Linked DNA regions of Homo sapiens: region 2 is linked to region 1. A link is an interaction called in ENCODE POLR2A ChIA-PET data of the cell type or tissue named here. Cell type or tissue: PC-9. All regions are shown on one strand.

Evidence for each region. ChIA-PET counts read pairs that join two places held together with the same protein. Peaks named below come from ENCODE experiments on the same cell type or tissue, not always from the same donor. Only the 100,000 strongest peaks of a DNase experiment are listed, where the experiment ranks them.
Region 2: POLR2A ChIA-PET joins it to region 1 with 9 read pairs; 2 of 35 experiments call an interaction of 5 or more read pairs at or near these places.

Annotation. Positions count from the first base shown.
Region 1 is chr13:44,774,662-44,778,661 of GRCh38, reverse strand. No RefSeq gene overlaps it. Among named protein-coding and RNA genes, the nearest start is that of LINC00330, 33 kb to the left of the region's middle. In PC-9, no CTCF peak of the experiment used is centred here; no DNase peak of the experiment used is centred here.
Region 2 is chr13:44,521,144-44,525,143 of GRCh38, reverse strand. All of the region lies in intron 1 of TSC22D1 (TSC22 domain family member 1), which reads left to right. Among named protein-coding and RNA genes, the nearest start is that of TSC22D1-AS1, 53 kb to the left of the region's middle. In PC-9, no CTCF peak of the experiment used is centred here; a DNase peak (open chromatin) is centred at 1,853; H3K4me3 peaks cover 1,831 bases; H3K27ac peaks cover 3,426 bases.

The DNA of each region.
Region 1 (4,000 bases):
GCAGTATAACTTCGTAGCACAACACATTACTGACACATTTGTGGTGATGCTAGTGTAAGCAAGCCTACTGCATTGTCCATCACATAAAAAGTACAGTACAGTACAGCAATGTCCTAGGTCTTCACATTCACCCACCACTCACTCACTGACTCATCCAGAGCAGCTTCCAGTCCTGCAAGCTCCAAGCTCTATTCGTGGTAGGTGCCCAATACAGGTGCACCATTTTAAAAATCTTTTATACTATATTTTGATTGTACCCTTTCTATACCTAGAGATGTTTAGATACACAAATACTTATCATAGTGTTACAATTGCCTACTGTATGCAGTATAGTAACATACTGTACAGGTTTGCAGCCTAGGCACGGCAGGCTATATTATATAGCTTAGGTGTGGAGTAGGCTATACCAGGGGTCCCCAACCCCCAGGCCATGGACTGGTACCAATCCGTGGACTGTTAGGAACCTGGCTTGCACAGCAGGAGGTGAGTCAAGGGCAAGCTAGCATCACCACCTGAGTTCTGCCTCCTATCAGATCAGTGGAGGCATCAGATTCTCATAGGAACATGAACCCCTATTGTGAACTGCACATTCGAGGGATCTAGGTTGCACGCTCCTTATGAGAATCCAACTCAAGCTTGTCCAACCTGTGGTCTGCGGGCTGCATGTGGCCCAGGGGGACTTTGAATATGGCCCAACACAAATTTGTAAACTTTGTTAAACATTATGAAATTTGTTTGCAACTTCTTTTTTTTTTTTTTAGCTCATTGGCTTCATTAGTGTCAGTGTATTTTATGTGTGGCCCAAGACAATTCTTCTTTTTCTTCCAATGTGGCCCAAAGAAGCCAAAAGATTGGACTCTCTTGACTAATGTCTGATGATCTGAGGCAGAACAGTGTCATCCAGAAATGATCCCCACCTCTTCCTTCCCCCTACCCTCTCCCATCCCTGGAAAAATTATCTTCCACAAAAACTGTCCCTGGTGCCAAAAAGGTTGGGGATATTGCTGGGCTATACCATTTGTGTTTGTGTAGTACATTCTATGATATTCCTACAACAATGAAATTACCTAACAATACATTTCTCAGAATGTCTTAAATCTTAATAATTACCTTAACTAATAGTTTTTTGTAAGAGAAATTTCCAAGGCCATTTTTAAAAAGCCACTTAAAAAATACATTCTTCAGGAATTTTTCCAAAAGATATACTGCCAGGAGTATATTTGAACAATAATACAAAGGTCTTAAAAATAAAGTAAGCCAGCTGGGTGTGGTGGCTCACACGTGTAATCCCAGCATTTTGGAAGGCCAAGGCAGACAGATCATCTGAGGTCAGGAGTTTGAGATCAGCCTGGCCAATGTGGCAAAACCCTATCTCTACTTAAAAAAAAAAAAAAAGAAAATTAGCCAGGCATGGTGATGCACACCTGTAGTTAAGAAAAAAAAAAAAAGAAAAGAAAATTAGCCAGGCGTGGTGATGCACACCTGTAGTCCCAGCTACTTGGTAGGATGGTGATGTACACCTGTAGTCCCACGTACTTGGGAGGCTGAGGCAGGAGAATTGCTTGAACCGAGGAGGTGGAGGTTGCAGTGAGCTGAGATCGCACCACTGCACTCCAGCCTGGGCAACAGAGCAAGACTCTGTCTCAAAAAAAAAAAAAAAAAAAAAAAAAGAAGTAAGATGGCTAGGCACAGAGGCTCATGCCTGTAATCCCAGTACTTTGGGAAGCCAAGGCAGGAGGATTGCTTGAGCTCAGGAGCTCAAGACCAGCCTGGGCAACATGGTGAGGCCCCATCTCTACAAAAAATACAAAAATCAGCTGGGCATGGTGGTGCACACTTACAGTCCCAGCTACTCGGGAGGCTGAAGTGGGAGGATGGCTTGAGCCTGGGAGGCAGAGGTTGAGGTCATGCCACTGCATGCCAGCCTGGACAACAATGTGAGACCTTATCTTCAAAACAAAAAAAAAAGTAAACTTACATAAAGCTATATATGCAATAAGGCATAGAACTATCTACAAACAAGACAAAAACCACAAAGATGGGGAGAAACCAGAGCAGAAAGGCTGAAAATTCCAAAAACCAGAATGTCTCTTCTCCAAAGGAACACAACTCCTCGCCAGCAAGGGAACAAAACTGGACAGAGAATGAGTTTGACGAGCTGACAGAAGTAGGCGTCAGAAGGTCGGTAATAACAAACTTCTCTGAGCTAAAGGAGCACGTTCTAACCCATTGCAAGGAAGCTAAAAACCTTAAAAAAAGGTTAGATGGATGGCTAACTAGAATAAAAAGTGTAGAGAAGACCTTAAATGATATGACAGAGCTGAAAACCACAGTATGAGAACTTTGTGAAGCATACACAAGCTTCAATAGCCGATTTGATCAAGTGGAAGAAAGGATATCACTGATTGAAGATCAAATTAATGAAATAAGGCAAGAAGACAAGATTAGAGAAAAAAGAGTGAAAAGAAATGAACAAAGCCTTCAAGAAATATGGGACTATGTGAAAAGACCAAATCTATGTTAATTGGTGTACCTGAAAGTGATGAGGAGAATGGAACCAAGTTAGAAAACACTCTTCAGGATATTATCCGGGAGAACTTCCCCAACCTAGCAAGGCAGGCCAACATTCAAATTCAGGAAATACAGAGAACACCACAAAGATACTCCTTGAGAAGAGCAACCCCAAGACACCTAATTGTCAGATTCACCAAGGTTGAAATGAAGGAAACAATGTTAAGGGTAGCCAGAGAGAAAGGTCAGGTTACCCACAAAGGGAAGCCAATCAGACTAACAGTGGATCTCTCAGCAGAAACCCTACATGCCAGAAGAGAGTGGGGGCCGATATTCAACGTTCCTAAAGAAAAGAATTTTCAAACCAGAATTTCATATCCAGCCAAACCAAGCTTCATAAGTGAAAGAGAAATAAAATCCTTTACAGACAAGCAAATGCTGAGAGATTTTATCACCACCAGGCCTGCCTTAAAGAGCTCCTGAAGGAAGCACTAAACATGGAAAGGAACAATGGGTACCAGCCACTGCAAAAACATGCCAAATTGTAAAGACCATTGATGCTATGAAGAAACTGCATCAATTAACAGGCGAAATAACCAGCTAGCATCATAATGACAGGATCATATTCACACACAACAATATTAACCTTAAATGTAAATGGGCTAAATACCCCAATTAAAAGACACAGACTGGCAAATTGGATAAAGAGTCAAGACCCATCAGTGTGCTGTATTCAGGAGACCCATCGCATGTGCAAAGACACACACAGGCTCAAAATAAAGGGATGGAGGAAGATCTACCAAGCAAACGGAAAGCAAAAAAAGCAGGGGTTGCAATCATGATCTCTGATAAAACAGACTTTAAACCAACAAAGATCAAAAGAGACAAAGAAGGCCATTACATAATGGTAAAGAGATCAATTCAACAAGAAGAGCTAACTATCCTAAATATATATGCACCCAATACAGGAGAACCCAGATTCATAAAACAAGTTCTTAGAGAACTACAAAGAGGCTTAGGCTCCCACACAGTAATAATGGGAGACTTTAACACCCCACTGTCAATACTAGACAGATCAATGAGACAGAAAATTAACAAAGATATCCAGGACTTGAACTCAGCTCTGCACCAAGTGGAACTAATAGACATCTACAGAGCTCTCCACCCCAAATCAACAGAATATACACTCTTCTCAGCACCACATCACACTTATTCTAAAATTGACCACATAATTGGAAGTCAACACTCCTCAGCAAATGTAAAAGAACAGAAATCATAACAAACTGTCTCTCAGACCACAATGCAATCAAATTAGAACTCAGGATTAAGAAACTCACTCAAAACTGCACAACTACATGGAAACTGAACAACGTGCTCCTGAATGACCACTGGGTAAATAACGAAATGAAGGCAGAAATGAAGATGTTCTTTGAAACCAATGAGAACAAAGATATAACATACCAGAATCTCTGGGACACACTTAAAACAG
Region 2 (4,000 bases), 250 kb after region 1:
TACAAATGCTTCTCAGCTTTTTTACCCCCCTTAGGTGGAACAAGAAAGCTAGAGAGAGAACCCTAGTTGGATATTTTCCTTATTCCACTTGGTCAGGCTTTGATATACCCGCTGTTGGTTAGCCTCTGGTAAAATAATTTTCCTTAAGGTCAGTCCTTTGTTAAGGATAACAGAATGTTCTGGGAATATTTGAATATGGTTACTTTTTCCTTTTTTCCTTTCTCCTTCCAGAAGCACAGGGATTTTTTTCTCTTTTCTTTACCCTGACAACCTGATGGGGCTTTTGGAGTTAAAAATCATGGAAGTAGCTGGGCACGGTGGCTCACGCCTGTAATCCCAGCACTTGGGAGGCCTAGGCAGATGGATTACTTGAAGTCAGGGGTTTGAGACCAGCCTAGCCAACATGGTGAAACCTCATCTCTTCTAAAATAATACAAAAATTAGCTGGGCATGGCGGGTGCTGTTAATACTCAGGAGGCTGAGGCAGGAGAATTGCTTGAATCCGGGAAGCGGAGGTTGCAGTGAGCCAAGATCGCGCCATTGCACTCTAGCCTGGGTGACAAGAGTGAAACTCCATCTCAAACAAACAAACAAAAAAAATCATGGAAGTGTGGGGAGCCCCTTAAGGCTGGTTTGCCAGGAGTTTCCATCTGTCAAACTAGTCCATATTTAGACTGTCTTAATTAATCTATTTAAGTTTTTCTTCCAGTTGTTGGCTTCAGCAATAGTTGCTGCTTCTGGTAAGCTGTGATTTTCTGTATTTGCTTGTTTCTTTAGTTTTGGAGGAGGCAGCAGATTGTCCTGTGATCTCGGTTCTCTGATGGATCTAAGAGAAGCTACTGATTTCCAGTTCAGTTTTTTTTTTTTTCTGTTGTGTGGACAGGAGTGACAGCTTCACTAGTTGAACTCAAAACTGGAAGTAGTATGAATTTTTCAGTGTCTGAATTTGCCTTCAATTTAGTTTGAGTCCCACGACTTAGAAGTAGGCTGTTCTACTAGGAGCTTTTTAAACCATTACAGTTATTTAATTTGATTCATTTAATCTCTATTGAGGATCTACTAAGTTTCATGCATCTTTTATTATGTATAGTATTTCATGCACTGGAAATATTAAGATGCTTCTATCCCCATACTTCTTTTTTCAAAGGCTTTTTCTCATTGTTCTCTAGAGGATGGGTCTATCTCTTATATTTTGCTAAAGATTTGTTGCCTTTTGTATTTTATCTTTCCTTCTATTAGCAAATGTTTTTCTCTATTAGCTCATTCTCATGAGTATCTAATTATGCTTTCATACATCATCTTAAGGAAGCCACCTTGGGTCTTTCCACACCCCCTAACTTCTGCAATCTCTGTTCACTTTCATTATCAAGAGTTGTCTACTTATATTGTTACAATCTCTCAAATTTAGTTTACTTTTCAATCTATTCCATTCTGGTTGTCGCTTCTGATACCACTGTGAATGCTCTGTCATCAGGGTCCTCCCTGTTGCAAAATCCTTCTTCTCTGCGTGCCACATACTCCTACCTCCCCACCTCAGGCTCTGGCAGCCACAGATCTTACTATCTGTCTAGTTTTGCCTTTCCTGGAATGTCATAGTGTTGGAGTCATGCAGTGTGTAGCTTTTTCAGACTGGCTTTCACTTAGCAATATGAAAGTTTTTTTCATGTCTTTTTGTGACTTGGGAGCTCATTTCTTATTATTGTATATATCTACCACAGTTTGTTTATCCATCATCTAATGAAGGACAGCTTGGTTGCTTGATGTTTTTGGCAGTTCTGAATAAAGCTGCCGCAAACATTCCTGTGCAGGTTTTTATGTGGACTTGTTTTCAACTCATTTGGGAAAATACCTGTGTGTGCAATTGCTGAGTCATGTAGTAAGCCTGTGCTTAGCTCTGTAAGAGACTGCAGACTGTCTCAACTCGACTGTACTGTTTTTGCATTTCCACCAGCAATGAATATGAATTCATTTGCTCTGCATTCTTAGCAGCATTTGGTGTTGTCAGTGATTGTAGCCTGTCTAATAGGGGTGTGGTAGTATCCATTGTTTTAATTAGCATTTCTCTAGTGATATAGGGTGTTGAGCTCCATTTCATGTTTTTTTTTTTTCTCTATTATCTTTGGTGATACATCTGCTCAGATTTTTTGCTCTTTTTTAAGATTTTTTCTTTATTGTGTGTTAAGAGTTCTTGGTATATTTTAGATACCAGTCCTTTATAAGATGTGTTTGACAAATATTTTCTCCTAGTCTGTGGCTTGTCTTTTCATTTTTTTTAAACAGTGTTTTACAGAGAAGAAAAATTTTCAATTTTAATGAAGTCTACCTTATCAATTTTTTCTTTATGGGTCATGATTTTCGTGCTGTGTTTACAAATATATTGCCAAACAAGATTTTCTTCCTCATTATCTACAAGTTTTACAGTTTTGAATTGTATGTATAGGTCTGTGATACTTTCTGAGTTAACTTTTGTGAAAGATAAAAGGTCAGTGTTGGATAGATTATTTTTCCTTTTGCATGTGGTTGTCCAGCACCATGAAGACTCTTCCTTCTCCACTGAATTGTCTTTGTACTTTTGCCAAAGATCAGATTTACCTCTTAAATCTTTGTCAAACCTGTCCACTTCTCACCATCTCCATTTTCAATCTCTTCAAGCCACCATCCTCTCTTGCCTAATTATTGCAGTAGTCCTTACTGGTCTTGCCTTATCTGTTGATCCCTGTTTTATTCACAGAATATGATTTGTGATTTTAAAGGCATAAATAAAATGCCTTTTCTGTTTAATATCTAATTGCTTTCCTTTATACAAACAACAAAATCCAAATTCTTTATCATGGCCTGTGAGACCCTAAATGATCAGGCCCTACCTTTTCTTCCAACTTTACCCTCATTCTTCCTCTCCAGCCACCTTTGGCTCATTTAGTCTCTGAATGTGTTACTGTCTACTACCTTAGGGGATTCCTAATGACTGGAATGCCCCTTTTAAGTCTCAGCTTAAATGTTTCCTCTTCAGGGATGCCTTTTCTAGTCATTATATCTAAACATTTAGTTCTCTTCCTTGACTTTTACTCTCTAACATTACATCAATTCTTTACTACTATTTTGCCCAATTTAAAAGCATATATTGTTGGTCTATTTATTGTCTGACTTCCTGAGACCAGGGATCACGTCTGTCTTGTTTGCTATTGTTTTTTTTAGCAGCTGCTACACAGTAGGCGCCAAACAAATATTTTAAGGAAGAAGACATAGGCAGCCTTTGAGATGCCCAAATTTAGTGAGGAAGATCCATATGTATGTAGGTAAATTATAGTGCCATTTTAGTGCTGTTAGAAAGTTGTAGTTTTGGAAAACAAGTAATGAAAGGTTAAGAAAGAAAAATCTTTCGGATTCTTCCTCAAGTGTGTGAACTTTATAGCTGTCAATTTATGAAGTCTTATTGCCTAGGTTTCTTTTTTTTTTTTTTTCCATTCTTTGTCACTTTTATTCAGTAGGTTTTTTTTCCCTTATTTTCAGTGCCAGACATGGCGAGGAGTGATTACAGCCAACTGTTATTAAAACATTTGTTCACAACATATACCCCCTTTATACCACTGACCCCAAACTGACTCATTTTATGTGCTTTCATTCTTTCTTTTTTTAATATACCACTATCAAGACCGGGTGGAGGGGGCAAGGGTAAGAGAGATGAAGGGGAGGAGTCCAGGAGGCCAGAAGAGGGGAATGCTACAAGCCACAGTAAGAATGAGCTGTATTTAATTTAAAAAAAAGGGGGAAGGGGTGTACCCCACAAATGATACAGTAATGAGGATACACAATTAAATCCCATAGCATGACTGAAAGCTTTCACTGTGTTTGACATCATCACAATGGAATTGCCTAGGTTTCTTAGCTAAAAGTAAGTTTGTATCTTTTATTATTTGATAGTGGGGGGTTAGCGTCCTAGAAGTCCCAGACTTAGGTTCTCAATTGTCTTAAGAAACCATCCATCTGTATTGACAATATG